Linked DNA regions of Homo sapiens: region 2 is linked to region 1. A link is an interaction called in ENCODE POLR2A ChIA-PET data of the cell type or tissue named here. Cell type or tissue: PC-3. All regions are shown on one strand. Links, peaks and the distances in the headings refer to the core of each region. The heading gives the core; the rest is flanking DNA.

Region 1 (8,460 bases), core at 2,960-6,959:
CTGAGAAGTTCATCCCTCTTCCCACAATAAAAATATACTTTGCAATTTATTATTACAACTATCTTTCAAGTTATTTCCGTGGGTCTATGTTATTTTGAGAAACACAGATTACCCAAAGAATCTTACTTAACCAGTCAGTGACATCAGTGACATTCAGAATCAAGTGTATAAGGTTATATATCTATTTATCAATATTTATTTTAGTCCATCAGCTGATCATAAAATAATAAAGGGCTTCCTCTTTATTCTACTCCTTGGTATACCTTATAAATTCAATCCTACTTTCCCTTCATTTCGCTTTCCCCAAAATTTTCACTATGATTGAAATTACATTTACTATAGCACATGAAGTCTTTACAAAGGCACCTTTTTCTTCTGTTTTTGCTCACTGTTCACAGTGTAGAATGTCTAGTATCCCATTAAAGTGCTCAATAATAAATGCCTATCATACCCAAGGAATTGTATGATCCAAATGGTGTAAATAGATAAATATTGTACCCTTTACATCCATGGAGAAAAATTCACTTTGGAGATTTATACAGTGGTATTTCCAGCTCCTAACCCTTTGGATTCTACATGCATTTCCTCCCACTAACTGATCCACACATAATAGATCCTTCAGCCTGTTAGCAGTGCCCCACTCCTTGAACATACACTATGCTCTCTTTTTTTGTTGAATTTTCTCTTCACTAACATCCTATTTAAAACCCAGTCAGCCCTTTAAAATCTGGCTCAAATTGGGCTCTAGATCAATACAAGTAAATCTATCTAATCAAACACAAATCTGCTTAATGCTTAATTCACCTAAGGAACTATTTGAAAAATTTATTTTGGTAAAACATATAACATTTTCTATATAATGGATGACTTTTATCTTTTGGGAATTTTTGTATTTTGTATATTTGTATTTTGTATTTGTATATTTGTATTTTTGTATATTTGTATTTTGCGTGTTTTAAAAATTTCAGAATTATTTATTCAATTTACCTAAATCATTTCAGCCTTGATTCCACATTTTCAGTATTATTCAGTTTAATGCATTATGTTGACAATAAAATTATTTATTTCAATGTATTTTTTGGTATTTTTTAACATTTCCAGACTTTTTAAACCAAGACCAAATTAATATTGTATAATTATCAATACCTTTTTTTACCTTATTCCACACTCATCAAATTATCTTTTGTGCAGCCCTATGTTATCTAAATTACTTTTGTTCAATAATAATTTTCATTCACATTTAATGAGGTACTATCACTTTGAATAATAATAATGAAAAGTCACATTAGGTAATTTAGAAATAATTTGTCACAATGAATAGATTTTTTATTTGACTATATAAATATAAATATATACATGTACTAATATATACATATTATAAATACTGTAATATATATTACAGAGCCAGATGTGGTGGCTCCTTCCTTTGATCGCAGCACTTTGTGAGGCCCAGATGGGAGGATCACTTGAGCCCAGGAGTGTGAGACCAGTCTGGGCAACATAGAGAGAGCCCATCTACAAAAAAATTTTTTAAATTAGTCTGGTATTGTGGCATACACCTGTAGACCCAGCTACTTAGGAAGCTGAGATAGGAGGGTCACTTGAGCGTGGTAGATCAAAGCTGCAGTGAGCCCTGATAGTACCACTGCACTCCAGCATGGGCAACAGAGTGAGACACTGCCTCAAAAAAAAATAATATATTACAGCATATGTTATATTATCTATATTATATATTAAAGAAAATTTAGAAAATAAAAATAATAAATATAGATACATCAACCATGAGAACTCCTGATAACTTTTGTTATTTTCTTTCAGTTATTTTTCTATATACAGTATGTTTTTCTCTACATAATTTAAATCTGTCTATACACATGCACATAGTTGTGTATCAATTTTTTATTTAACTTATATTACTTGTTTAAATGTTATTTTATGATTTCTTTAAACATAGATTTTAGTGGCAGTGTCATAAATTACATAATTTTCAAAAGTTCATGATGATTGTGTAAAAATTCATAATAAGTGGATGAATCAAGAGTTGTTTACTAAGTGTGGCTGGAAGGTTGGCAAATTTTTCATTATTTACAAGTCTAGTTCTTCATTTTAATTAAATTTACTTCTGACTCTTAGCAATATTTAGCCCTTTCCTTATCTTAGTGAAATTCTCCTTTACAGATTTTTAATTTTGAATTTATTCAAGAAGTAATCTATTTATCAGATTTAAAAATATTATTGTAGCAGAAACAAAGCCTTTTATTATTATTTTTTTAATGCACTGAGTGGTTGGTAAAACCAACACGTCAGAGTTATATATGTATATGAGTTATGACATGACATTCAACATAAAAGAACTGGAAAACCCACAGATTATAGAATAATGCAGCTAGGGAACACATGTTGCATAATTTATGAAACTCCTGACACTAGACACTTGGTAATTATATAGTCAAATAACATTTCAATTATGGAACGCAATTTCAAAAGTAAGTTGAGATGAATAGCTGGGTAAACAGTATAATGTGGTGGGTAAGTTAAATCAGGACGCTCTAGAGATCTATCTTGAACTCCAATGACAGGAAAGGAATGGCACAGCAAAAGCAAGAGAAGGTACAGTCATTTTAGTGTGTAGATCTCTTCACATAAAATCTAATTTGTGGTCCTTTGGTTTCAAATGTTCTTTATGCACTCATAGCTTGAATCATGCTAAGTCTTGTCCAAGAAACCTTCCCTAGCTTATTTAGAAGTAGAGAAATATTAGTAAGCACTCATAAAGTTACAAAGTCCCGGAGAACTAAGGATCATGCCAACCAAAACACATTCTTCAACCTGTTCACACTTGAATATCTAGATCCAATGTTTGCTTATAAATGCTTTATTTATGTTAGATACTTACAGTGCTATTTTCTATGTTTTCAAAGAAGCATTGAAAAGAAGTTAGGAAGGTGAACAATAGACAATTGTCTAAATAAAAAAAATCTTTACCAGACCACATTCCTTAGTAAAACTACAACCTCAAAATATTGTCAGAGACTAGAGGTTCTGTTAGTCAATATTTAAGCTGGGAGGTCCTTATTAGTCAATAGTTAATCTGTACCAATATTTTCCAAAACCAATTAAATTCCCACAACTTACTTTATATTCCAGCTGCCACATCCAGAGAAATATTTATGTTAGGAGATAAAAAACCATCATATAATTAAGAATTGCTTAATAATTGGGACTCTCCTAGGAAACATAACGTACAAAATAAGTTCTTTTTTTGCCTAAATCCAAAGAGAGGTCTACAAGTGCTCCTATTTAAGAAGCATGAGGCATTCATCAGCAGTGCTAAGCAAAGAGCACAGTATCTGTTTTTGTTTTGGCATTAGTTTTTGCAGGTGTTACTGAAGCATGTTTTCATAAGAGAAAAGTGTACTTTGTGAATTTTCAACATTTGTAGGAAAATGTACAAAAGCACATAGAAACAAAAATAATATAGCAGAAGAAAAATAGTCAAGATGAGGAGGTTTTTTTTCTCTTTATTAAAAAACATTATTGAAAATTCCAGTATTCTTACTAAGTTAAGCTTTGGACAACGTAGACAGGAAAGTGGAATAAGACAGGCAATACTGTGCTCAAGTGAAGACTACAAAGTCAAGTCTTAAACAGATCAGAAGTACTTTCTTGACCAAGAAGAAACCCAGGAAAAGGTCCACATATATATGAATATAGTATATGATTAAAGATACACTGTAGAGTGAGGAGAGAATATTCAATACACTGTGCTGAGAGGAATAGTTAACCAGAAGGAAAAAAAAAGTAATTAAATCTCAACATCACAACAAATATAAAAATTAGTTCCAGATAGATTAAAGGCTTAAATATGAAAGACAAAACTTTAACCATGTTAAAATATAAGAAAGAAATCTTTTTGTTATTTACTCTGCACAAGAAAGGATTTTCTAGGGGAACACAACAATCACTGATCATTAACATTTTTAATAAATTCACTTATATTAAAATTAACAAATTCTATTTAATAAAAGATATACCTGTCCAACAAAAAAGATAATAAAATAATAAGCTACAAAATGAGGCCAAATATTTTTAACACATATAACTAGCTGAAGAGTCATAAACCAGAATATATAAAGAAATTGTTGAAATAAGTTCGAAAGGAGACACAGACATTCAATTGAAAGATAAGCAAAAGACATGAATAGATATTCCACAAAAGGAAAAGACAACATGATAAATATGTGAAAAGGTTTTCAATTTTAATAATCAGGGAAATGTAAATTACTATTGAAATGTTTTATATGTACTACCAAAATAATTTATATGTATTACAAAGTAAAAAATTACTTTGGCAATCCTGAGCTTTAGAGTTTGTAGGTCAATAGGATCTCTTTTACACTGATATGGGAATGTAAAATGATACAACCACTTTGGAATAACAATTTAATGTTATCTCGTGCATGAATGCATGAACATTCACATACCCTGTGACTCATCAGTTCAACTCCTCAATACACATGCTGGAGAAATTCCTGCAAATATATTTTGAAAGACAAATACAAAGCAAAAGAAATCCTCTCAGTATCATTGTTCACTGCAGAAAAAAATACTGAAAGCAGCACCAGTATCCATGATAAGCTGTAATATATTCACAAAGCTGAACGTCACATAGCAATGAAAGTGAATGAATTAGACTTACATGCAATAAAATGGATGAATCTTAGGCATACTTTTGAAAAGAAAATGTGAATTGTAAAAACTACATATATAGTATGATATTTTTGTGAAGCTAAAGCACAAGCAAAACTAAATATATCATTAAGAGAATTTCAACAGATAGAAAGAAAGCAACAAACACAAACATCAATATATTTGTTCTCTTCCAGCTGGGGTGGGGGACATAAGAGGTTGGGATAGTGGAGGAGCCACTTGCATGTATGTTACATATAGTCATCATTTATCCAAAATTATTTAATAATATAAAATTGGACACAATTTTTTTTTTATTATTAAACTCTAAGTTCAAAGGTACATGTGCACAATGTACAGGTTTGTTACATAGGTATACATGTGCCACGGTGATTTGCTGCACCCATCAACTCATCATTTACATTAGATATTTCTCCTAATGCTATCCCTCTCCCAGCACCCCAGCCCCCAACAGGCCCCAGTGTGTGATGTTCCTCTCCCTGTGACAATGTGTTCTCATTGTTCAACTCCCACTAATGAGTGAGAACATGCAGTGTTTGGTTTTCTGTTCCTGTGTTAGTTTGCTGAGAATGATGGTTTCCAGTTTCATCCATGTCCCTGCAAAGGACATGAACTCATCCTTTTTTATGGCTGCATAGTATTCCATGGTGTATATATGCCACGTTTTCTTAATCCAGTCTATTATTGATGGACATTTGGGTTGGTTCAAAGTCTTTGCTATTGTGAATAGTGCCTCAATAAAGTACCTGTGTGTATGTCTTTATAGTAGCATGATTTATAATCCTTTGGGTATATACCCAGTAATGGAAATGCTGGGTCAAATGGTATTTCTAGTTCCAGATCCTTGAGGAATTGCCACACTGTCTTCCACAATGGTTGAACTAATTTACACTCCCACCAACAGTGTAAAAGCATTCCTATTTCTCCACATCCTCTCCAGCATCTGTTGTTTCCTGACTTTTTAATGATCACCATTCTAACTGGCGTGAGATGGCATCTCATTGTGGTTTTTATTTGCATTTCTCTGATGACCAGTGATGATGAGCATTTTTTTGTATGTCTGTTGGCTGCATAAATGTCTTCTTTTGAGAAGTGTCTGTTCATATCCTTTATCCACTTTTTGATGGGGTTGTTTTTTTTTCTTGTGAATTTCTTTAAGTTCTTTGTAGATTCTGGATATTAGCCCTTTGCTAGATGGATAGATTGCAAAAATTTTCTCCCATTCTGTAGGTTGCCTGTTCACTCTGATGACAGTTTCATTTGCTGTGCAGAAGCTCTTTAGTTTAATTAGATCCCATTTGTCAATTTTGGCTTTTGTTGCCATTGCTTTTGGTGTTTTAGTCATGAAGTCTTTGCCCATGCCTATGTCCTGAATGGTATTGTTTAGGTTTTCTTCTAGGATTTTTATGGTTTTATGTCTTAAATTTAAGTCTTTAATCCATCTTGAGTTAATTTTTGTATAAGGTATAAGGAAGGGATCCAGTTTTAGCTTTCTACATATGCTAGCCAGTTTTCCCAGCACCACTTATTAAATAGGGAATCCTTTCCCCATTGCTTGTTTTTGTCAGGTTTGTCAAAGATCAGATGGTTGTAGATGTGTGGTCTTATTTCTGAGGCCTCTGTTCTGTTCTGTTGGTCTATATATCTGTTTTGGTACCAGTACCATGCTGTTTTGGTTACTGTAGCCTTGTAGTGTAGTTTGGAGTCAGGTAGCATGATGCTTTGAGCTTTGTTCTTTTTATTTAGCATTGTCTTGGCTGTGTAGGCTCTTTTTTGGTTCCATATGAAATTTAAAGTAGTTTTTTCCAATTCTGTGAAAAAATTCAGTGGTAGCTTGATGGGGATAGCATTGAATCTATACATTACCTTGGGTAGTATGGCCATTTTCACAATACTGATTCTTCCTATCCATGAGCATGGATGTTCCCCCATTTGTTTGTGGACACAACAATTTTTATAACCCAGTTGCAAATGACAGTCTAGGTCCTTACACAAGGATCCTTGTTGGCAATAATAAGGGTCTTAGAACTTCTGAGAGCAAATTTTCCTCAGATAGAACATCACCTTTGGCAATCTATAACAGGCTTTCTAGACAATGGTCCAAAAAGGCACAAAAACTTACCACAGCTGGTGAAACTGCATGCCTCTAAACAGAATTCTCCTTTGCAGTGGTTATTTAACTCTGCATAATCTAGGTTTTTTTTCCAAGTTGAGGGATGGCCTAACCTGTGTAACTTTAGAGGATGATATCCTAATTTTCTCAACCATTTTGTTATTAAATTTATGACAGTGAATTTGGTTATCAACTGGTATTTTTTATTTAGATGTATTATATCCATGTATTTTTACATAGAGCTAGTTCTATTCATTATATCAATTATTATATTTGTTCCAATTGATTAAAGCATAACTGTAATCTCTGCACTTTGGGAAGCCAAAGCAAGAGGATTAATTGAGGCCAGGAGGTCGAAATGAGCACTGGCGACATAGAGAAGTCCTATTTCTACAAAAAAAAAATTAGAAATTAGCCAGGTGTGTTGGTGCCTGCCTGTATTTCTAACTACTCTGGAAGCTGAAGTGGGATGATTGCTTGAGCCCAGGAATTCAAGTTTATAGTGAGCTATAATCATGTCACTGCACTCCAGCCTGGGCGACAGAACAAGATCTTGTTTCTTAAGAAGAAAAAATGAAACATAATACTAATTGCTATTTTTCTTTTCTGACTAGGAATCACAAGCTCAATTAATTACAAGTAGGTGACCAAATAAACCCCAAAGTTATTGAATTAATTAAATCAGACAAATCAGCTTTCAGTCATTGTTTCTAATCCTATATCTGGAAATTCATATGCATAGTTGCATTTTTAGCATATTTTATACATTTCTTTCTTGTTTGTTTTCTTAGCATATTCAACCATAGATCTATACTATCTATTCTTGAAATTGTCCTCTGAGTCTTATTAAAAATTTCTGAATATGGCATATTAGTTCTTATTTTCAATTTCTTAGCCAGGCAGAGTTTGTATATTCTCGGTCATTGCAGTGTTATAGTCCTCAGTAAGGGTGAATTCTTTTCTTACATTTTGCATGTACATTCTGTATAGAAGACTAGCTCAGGTGTCCTAGGCAACAGGAGAGTTTGCTGCACATTGCCAAGGATTACAGTGGGTAGAGAGTCTTAACGTGCCTACCCATTTCAGGGTAAGGGAGAGATATAGGTTCTCGGGTAATGGCAAGATCACAAAAAGTCTTCTGACATAACATAACAGTGTGCTCAGCCCTTTTAGAGAGCAAGCCTTCATTGGAAGACCTGAGATAAACTCTCCAGCTAAAGAGAGAGCAAGGGAGTAGTCAGTGGCCTGTGTCCTGCTTTAGGCCATCAGAGAGAAGATAAATAATCTGAACAGACATTTGCAAAGCAGACAGTCCAATAAGTTCGTTCTGTTTATTATGCTCAAGAAGAGATTACAAGAAAATAGATAGTGAATGGCTTTTTAGCACTCCAATTCTTTGGGATTAATTCCATTGGTCTGCATAATTGATGTTAATGAGGGACATCTGTCAAAAAAAAATTTTTTTTACCCTAGTTGTGAGTAGAGACAATAAAGAATAACATTAAAAGTAAGAACAGTAACAATTTATCAGAATTGATGTGGTTGTTATAGTAGCTGATGAGAAACAGTGATGATGAGACTCCAGAAAACCTCAGTACCTTTACATTTGGTTGACCTTTGTGGCCTGTTTTCAATTC
Region 2 (8,460 bases), core at 2,939-6,938, 620 kb after region 1:
ATACATGTGCAGAATCTCATTATTTTGTAAACACTTTCCTTGAGACATCCATAATTATTATTTCCATAGGCATAGGCAGTTTTGCATATTCACATGAATTTGTGTTGGATATTTGTCAAAAAACATGCTATGCTTTGTCTTATCTATTTTTCATTTAGAGCAAAATGCTCACTTTCAAATTGAAGTGATAAAACATCCCATTATATTTTGATTAGATCTGGAAATGTTTTTTCGAAATCTTTTGAAAAATTTAATAAATGAAATGTTAATTTAATTTGTTTCCACCCATTATATTTTTCTCTAATTTCTTTTTTTTTTTTTTTGAGATGGAGTTTCACTCTTGTCATCCAGGCTAGAGTGCAGTGTCACGATCTCGGCTCACTGCAACCTCTGCCTCCCAGGTTCAAGCTATTCTCTTGCCTCAGCCTCCCGAGCAGCTGGGATTACAGGCATGCACCACCATGCCTGGCTATTTTTGTATTTTTAGTAGAGATGGGGTTTCACCATGTTGGCCAGGCTGGTCTCGAACTCCTGACCTCGTGATCCACCCACCTCAGCCTCCCAAAGTGCTGGGATTACAGGCATGAGCCACCACACCCAGCCGTCTAATTTCTTAAACAATCATTAGATTAGTTTTATGTCCACATTTGATATTGGAATTAAAGGAAATTATATTAATCTGGGGAAAGGTAAAATGAAAGATAAGAAAAATAAAACTATACATAATTTGGAAGTTGTCTCCTATTTCTTTGTTTGAGTTGAAGTCTCACTCTGTCACTCTGGCTGGAGGGCAGTGGCACGATCTTGGCTCACTGCAACCTCTGCCTCCTGGGTTCATTCAAGCTATTCTCCTGCCTCAGCCTCCCGAGTAGCTGGGATTACAGGCACGTGCCACCACACACAGCTAATTTTTGTATTTTTAGTAGGGACAGGGTTTCGCCATGTTGGCCAGGCTGGTCTCAAACTCCTGATCTCAGGTGATCTGCCCACCTCGGCCTCCCAAAGTACTGGGATTACAGGCATGAGCCACCACGCCTGGCCAGTTGTCTTCCATTTCTAATGGTTAAGCTTGATTGAGTTGAATAGCGCTAACTCTGTTGTAGCTAAAGTACTGGTAGACTACAAAGATGAATGAGACATATTCCTTGACCAAAAAGAGTTCACAATTTTAAAGGACAAATAATTATGTATGCAACTGAAATATAGTGTGATTATATACTATAATGAAACTACTAATAAGGTGCCATGGGAGCACTAACATACAAGCTAAGAATCTTAACTGAAATATATTGGATGGTGAACAGAATTTTGCCATAAAGTTGTAGGGATTGGACTGAAGAGCATTATAGAAAGACAGGCCCACAAAAGAAAAAATAGAGTTAAAAGTCTTTGTCGCACTTGAATGACTGAAAACCTGTAATGATTGGCGTTATTATATATGTGTGTCAGAAATAAAAGTTGATTGAGAATAATAATGGAGAGTCTGGGAAGGAATTTGATTTTTAATCTGGAGAAAATAAAGAATTAATTAAGATTTATTTAGTCGACTCATGATTATATCAGTTTTTTAGGACAGATTTAGTAGTAATAAGCATAATTATGTGGTGTCAGGAAAAATTGGTGTTGAAAGAGCATCTGAAAGTCTCTGGAGTGAATGTAGGTGTAAGGCATGATGAGTTCCTCAACCATAGCAATGGGATCAGGGATGGCAAGGAGGGCAAAGCTACCAAAGATGTTGCTGTGGAATCAGATCTTGAGCAACAATTAACTTGTGGCAGATGGGCTAAGAGGTTTCTTTGAGGTTTCTAGTTTGCGTGACTAGAGAGATGTTGATCCCTTTAACTGACAATAGGCAACAAAGGAGGAAAAAACATTGGGAGAAATTAGAAATTTCACTGATTTGAAAACATTATTTTTTTAAGGATTGGAACATTTCCATTATGGGGGAACATGGACAAAAAAGGAAGACTAGAAGTCGCAAATGCCACTACCCAAACCCCTGATCTTTCACTTTTTGGCAGAAGATATAAGCTTCTTACCATGTGAGCATCCTCTTCAGGATGGAAATATTTGGCTGTGACTGTGATCATCTTTCTTAGACTAAGACTGAATGCTGCTGAGTCAAGAGCAGTCAAGTTGGGTGCTCAAAGTATCTGCTGAAAAAGCAACATAACGTCTGTAGCAACTCCATCACCACCTAACTGTGGTTGAGCACTTATTTCTAGGGTGCTTTTTCCCCCCATTCTGTCCACTAAAGTAAAGCTCACTTCTTACCGGTCCCTTGTGCCTTTCCCAAACATGTATCTTTTGTTGGCTCAACTACTTTCATTTGTGTATATCCCATCAGACTTGCATGTGGGATACCACATAGAGCTGTAGAGAGTATGAATATATGTTTTGAGTCATCTACATGTATGGGATAGTGAGAGCATATGAACGTGCCCAACAGTATATTACCAAGGGGGCCATAGACAGAATGATGAAAATGCTTATTTGTAAAAATTTGACTTCTTTTAAGGAGCAATAACAACAGCCATTTTCTTAGATTACTTTCATTCTGAATATATTTTAAAACATTTAATATATAAAACAGCTAAATTTTTATTCTAGATGAATAAAAGGAAATTATATTTGGGAACAAAATATTTTGAGATGTACAAAAATGCAGTATAGGCTTCTTTTTACAATAATAATCCAACTACCCCAATTTTAAATAGGGTTATATCAATTTATACTCTTAGAAAAGTAGGAAGACTATAAATTTTAACTACAGTCTTAATTTTGTTAAAGCTATAATGAGTTACTATTTTGAAGGTCATTATTTCCTTCTGCCAATCTCCTTCTCCCAAATAATTTCTCATTTAAAAGTTGTAGTGCCAAATGTGCATTTAAGCTTATTTGTTAGGAACTCTCTAAGAGAACTCTGATAAAACATGGTTTTCAAATGTTATTCTCATATGTGTTGATTATTCCAGTGACCTTTTCTTTTGATATTTCTTATATAAATCTGCCATTCAAAATTAAATTACATCTTCTGGTCATTTTCTAAGAATATATTCATAATATGGATGAGAGAAAAGAGATGGAACCATTTTTCCCCCACAGAAAGACAGAGGATCATTCATTTAAGGTAACAGTTTTCAACCTGGGATGATTTTGCCCCCTCTACTCTCTCTTCCTTCCGGAGACATTTGACAATGTGTAGAAACATTTTTGACTGTCACAGTTGTGGGTGCCATTCTGGCATCTCTTGGGTGGAGGCTGCTAAGCATCCTACAATGCACAGAAGAGCCCTTCACAATAATGAATTATCTGCTCCAAAATGCCATAGTACTAATATTGAGGAACTCAGTGATTTAAAGTAAGAGTTACAATTACAACAAAAAGATAAATAGCCAGCATTATTTGATTTACTTCTGGGGCCATGCAATTTTCTTTTTCATAAAAAAAGTAGGCAGTGCATCTTCTTAAGTAAAGGACAAATCTATTAAAGAAAATAAACTGCTTTTGAAACAATTTATATTGTATCTAATTAAATTGAAGCATAGAAATTGTACGGTAAGCAGAGCCAAGGTAGCATAGTCTGATGCTGACATATGCTAATTACAATCCTTATAAATCTATTCATCAGAACAGATTTTATTAGGCAACCTTGGCAATCCTGATTCCTTCACACACAAAAAGGTAATGAAAGCTATTTAAATATAATAGAATAATTTAGTCTTTTAACTAATTTTGACGGGTCTTTTCCCCAATTAATCTGAATCAGTGATGTGTTACTATGGTGTAACAACTGCAAAACACCTTCCAGTGAAATTTTTTAAAAAATTATGTAAGGCTATCATGAGGTTTTTCGGTAAACTAGAAAACATTATTTTTTGAGATAATAAATAGGTTGGAGGTTTATGATGCAGTTATTTGTTTTTCATTTGGGAAGGTTTTAATGTTTAAATGGTGAAGTGACAATATCCGATTTAATTTTAACAGGATTACTCTGGCTACTGCAAGTCTGACCATGTCTTTCCTCTCCTCGGAAACTAATCAGTGGCTTCCCACTGCACTCAGAGAACGAGGGGATGGCATGCAAGGCTTGCAAGGCCTTCCACAATGAACACCCTCTCTCCCTTCTTAGCTTATTGTTCTTCTGATCTTAGCTTCTCTCCCCCTCAGTTGCTCTGCTCCAACCCCTCTGGGCTCCTTGCATTTCTTCACCTGTTCCTGATATCCTCCTGCTGGGCCTTTGCCTGGAGTTCTTTCTGAGGATACAGCAAGGAGGCATGCTGGCTCACTTCCTGCAGGCCTTTGCTCATCCAAAGTGGAGGCCTGCCCTGACAGCTGTGTGTGAAAGAGCAGCCTTCCTCCCCCATGCCCCACCCAGCACTCCCTAGCATCCTTCTTGCTTTATCTCTGATGCACTTAACAAGATTTTGTATATTTACTTGTTGATTTGATTGTTTTCTACCCAGTAGTATGTAAAACTTCATGAGGGCATGGACTTTTCTTGTTTATTATTGTACCTAAAAAAGCACCTGCCGTAGAGTCTGCGCTCAATAAATACATGCTATAGGAGTTAAACAACGTGTGGGTACATATATTTTTTTTAAGTTCAAGTTTAGATTATCTGAAGAGGAACAAACACTTCTATTAAGAGAAAAGCATAAATTTTAACTTATGGCACAGCTGTTTTGTTTAAGTTCATCTGCAGGCTTTTGCTTTCCTTCTGGCTAAAATGACTATCAATGGCCCTGGGCTGGCCCACACCTAAAGACTGTAAAACAGGAGAGCAAACAATTGACTTCTCCCTGACTTGCTAAGTCAACAAACCACATGAGTCAGCAAACCTCTTTTTACTGCCTGACCTTCCTTAACATCTCCTTATCGTATTCTGAAATTCCTATTCTGCTGGCTGGAATCTTGGCCCAGACCCTTTTGGTGATCTTTGATGTGTTTCTCATACACCCTGCAGCATTTGAATCATCTTTGTCAGGAGTGTGAGGGGCTCATGGTCTCTTTTATGTGGCAGACACCTAAAACTGCTAGCTGCTTCCTTACCTTCCTCGGGAGCATTTTGATGATACTCCAGAAAGCAGAACAGCACTATCAATAAATGTCATGGATTTTTTTTTTTCTCCTTGCTGGATTACCTAGCCTTTCAGATAAGGTTGGATAAACCTTATTCTAGGGTAGCCCTTTATTTGACTACTCTACCCTTCCAAGCAAAAAGCTGCTTTTCAAATGAAGTTATCAAACTACAGTAGTCAGGAAAGAAAGAGAAAGGTTGGTTATCTCTCACTGTCACTTGGGAGCTCTGTCCTGGAACAAGGATTGACAAACTTTTCTGTAAAGCACCCAATAGTAAATATTTTGGGCTGTGCTGGCAGTGCTACCTCTTTGTCATTGTAGCACAAAAACAGCCACAGAAACTTCATAAATGAATAGGTATGGCTATGTTCCAATAAACCTTTACTTATGGACACTAAAATCTGAATTTCATTTAATCCATCTCAAGATGTAAAAAACATTCAGGCCGGGCATGGTGGCTCATGCCTAAAATCCCAGCACTTTTGGAGGCTGAGGCGGGCGGATCATGAGGTCAGGAGATCGAGACCATCCTGGCTAACATGGTGAAACCCTGTCTCTACTAAAAATGCAAAAAATTAGCTGGGCGTGGTGGCGGGCGCCTGTAGTCCCAGCTACTCAGGAGGCTAAGGCAGGAGAATGGCGTGAACCCGGGAGGTGGAGCTTGTAGTGAGCCGAGATTGTGCCGCTTCACTCCAGCCTGGGCGACAGAGCGAGAGTCCGTCTCAAAAAACAAAAACAAAAACAAAAAACAACAACAACAACAAAAAATTCTCAGTACAGGCTGTTCAAAAATAGGTGGTGAGCTGAATTTGGCAATTGAGCTATAGTTTCCTGACCCCTGCTCTACAGTGAGATGACTTCATCTTTGTGGATTACTTGGACCTTGGAGGTCTGCTGAACTCCCTAATGCTTTTTTTTCTTGGATCTGACAAATAGCTTTATTTGTGTCTCCCGGCCACTTTGTAGATTCTGAATCCTAGAAGGGAGAAGCTAAAATATCTGGGTGCAGTGATGATCTGCTTTGCTTCCCACTTCTGAGTTTCTCTAATTCTGGAAGATAGTGTCATTTCAACTCTGATTTCTGGTTTAGCTCAGCTCTCAATTCTAGGTCTAATGTGATACAAAAAGCCTTACACCTGTTGCTTGGTTTTGTTTCAGTCTTGCTGTTGGTCTTATTGTTACCTACCTTCTCGGTTGCCCATTGACTAGATTTCTTGCCTCATGATAAAGCTCTGGATAATAGCTGCCTACCTCTTGGTGCCTTCATCTGCCAACCACCACACCTAGGTAACCTATGAATTTTAGACTTAAGCTGAGACTACTCAAGGCTTCCCTTTATTCATTTTCCTTGGGAACTGATGATCTATTTCAGATTACCTTTGAATTTACACACAAGTGCTGCTTCTAGAATAATTTTGACTCCTGACTTTTGCTCTTACTTTTAAACTTTTGTCCCATTTATGATATAGGTCAGCTTTGTCTTCATTTGGCAGATTTGTAACCATCTAAGCCAAGAATCTGACAAGATATTATTTTTTCTGTTTCTTCTGATTTTATTGAGGTCTTTTTCTTTTTGAACCCATCTGTTTCCCCATCTTTCTCAAAACACCCTGAGTATACCAGGGTCTGCACGTCTTATGAAGTCAAAGTTAGAATCACTTCAGTTGTGAGCTTGCCTTTCTTAATTACACAAACTTCTTCTGACAATAATAGGTATAAACTAGAATGACATAATTTGATGTAATATAAGACCATTTTTCAGAGTACAGAAAAGCATATTGTATTCACCTTGATTTGCAAATATCTCATGAAGAGAATTACTTTATTCTTTGGGCCTATTTTTCACTTGTAAAGCTGGCCTGGGTCCCCATAAATACTCTGTCCAGTTTAATTTGAGTTTAACATGACACTGAGGAGTAGTCTGATATTACTCAGAGAGGGTGATACAACTCTGAACTTGTTGGCCCTTATCAGATATAATTTAAATTTCCCCTGGAAAGGGAAATAAGCACTTGGAATCAAGGCAAAGAGCCAAATCCAGCAGATTATCAAGATGGTCGGTGGGAGGAAAGTCTGATGGTTTCCGCTGCTAAGCGTGGGAGATACTGACCTACTCTCATTCACTTACTTTTGTACATAGATGTAGACTGTGAGCTGCCAAAATAGAGAACAATTCTTACTTTCTGTCAGCAGCTTATCAGAATTCCCTGACCTCCAAAAATGATGAACACAGTCCGGACCCTGTTCTTATGACTGGTGATTGATACAGCTGGCTTAGCTCTTGTTTTTTGACTTGCTTTTATTGGGCCCTGGACTATTTGTTCTACACACTTTAAATTTGGGTGCATGAGCACCCAGGTATGACTTCATAGACAGCCCTGTTTCTGATCTGAACCTATCATACTTGCCTCTGGCTTTGCCCTTTTATCCTCCCAACTCTCTACACTAGTGCTTCTGCCCTTGTTGGACTTTTTTTAAAAACTTTTTTATCATGTTTGTATCTTATATCTTGGAAGACAGAATTATCCCTTTCTATTGAAATATAATACTTTTAGCATATATTTGAATGAATATAGATTGAAGAAATGTAATGTCACTTGTCTTCCAGGAAAGACTTTCAGTTTTGTGGATTAAAACATTTGGTATTTTGATTGTTTAATTTCTAATCTTGATTTATAGGACACAGATAGTTTCTGCTCTTCTTTTGTTACATATCTATTTGTAAATGATTTGGTAATACTGTTCAGATGTTCCCTTTTTCTAGCTTTTCATTTTAAATTGTAGTATCTTTCTTTTATTTTATAGATATAGTTTAGCATGGTCTCTGCTATGGTTTGGATGTAACTTGACCCTGCCCAAACTCTTATTGCAACCATAATTTCCAGTGCAGCAAGGTGTAGGGTAGAAACTGTATGAGAGGGGGCCTAATGGGAGGCTTTGGATCATGAAGGCTTTGCCCTTGCCCTGGTGGGCAGTTGGTGCCTTTCTAGCAGAGCGCGACTCCATCTTGAAAAAAAAAAAAGAAAAAGAAAAAAAGAATGTCCCTTGTTCTAACCAGCTTCCACAGACAGCCTTATCAGAGGAGAAGTATGCTTTTGCCATCTCTTTATGGAAAAGAAAATAAGCCTTTAGCCTAGATGGCTATTGTTGCCCAAAAAAGGGAGGAGGGATAAATAGCTTCACTCCGCTGCTAAGTTGGTATCAGTTTGGGTTTAATTCAGCCTTAGCATGTCCATCTGTCCACTTCTGATGACACTTGTATGTGTGAGGAATGTGGGAGACAGGGAATGGAGGTGAGTGGACATTCTGGTAGTGTTCAGATATGCCTTGATTTTCTCCAACCCTGGAAGGGAGTAGTTCTGGAATCCTCCTACCTGT

Evidence for each region. Peaks named below come from ENCODE experiments on the same cell type or tissue, not always from the same donor. Only the 100,000 strongest peaks of a DNase experiment are listed, where the experiment ranks them.
Region 2: POLR2A ChIA-PET joins it to region 1 with 5 read pairs; 1 of 35 experiments calls an interaction of 5 or more read pairs at or near these places.

What each region holds. Positions count from the first base shown.
Region 1 is chr4:114,259,492-114,267,951 of GRCh38, reverse strand. No RefSeq gene overlaps it. Among named protein-coding and RNA genes, the nearest start is that of ARSJ, 280 kb to the right of the region's middle. In PC-3, for the core only: no CTCF peak of the experiment used is centred there; no DNase peak of the experiment used is centred there; H3K27ac peaks cover 497 bases.
Region 2 is chr4:113,642,381-113,650,840 of GRCh38, reverse strand. All of the region lies in intron 3 of CAMK2D (calcium/calmodulin dependent protein kinase II delta), which reads left to right. Among named protein-coding and RNA genes, the nearest start is that of CAMK2D, 120 kb to the left of the region's middle. RefSeq lists a cis regulatory region at 4,810-4,821, enhancers at 4,744-4,888, 4,645-5,149 and a silencer at 6,994-7,288. In PC-3, for the core only: no CTCF peak of the experiment used is centred there; DNase peaks (open chromatin) are centred at 4,280 and 4,830; H3K4me3 peaks cover 705 bases; H3K27ac peaks cover 1,564 bases.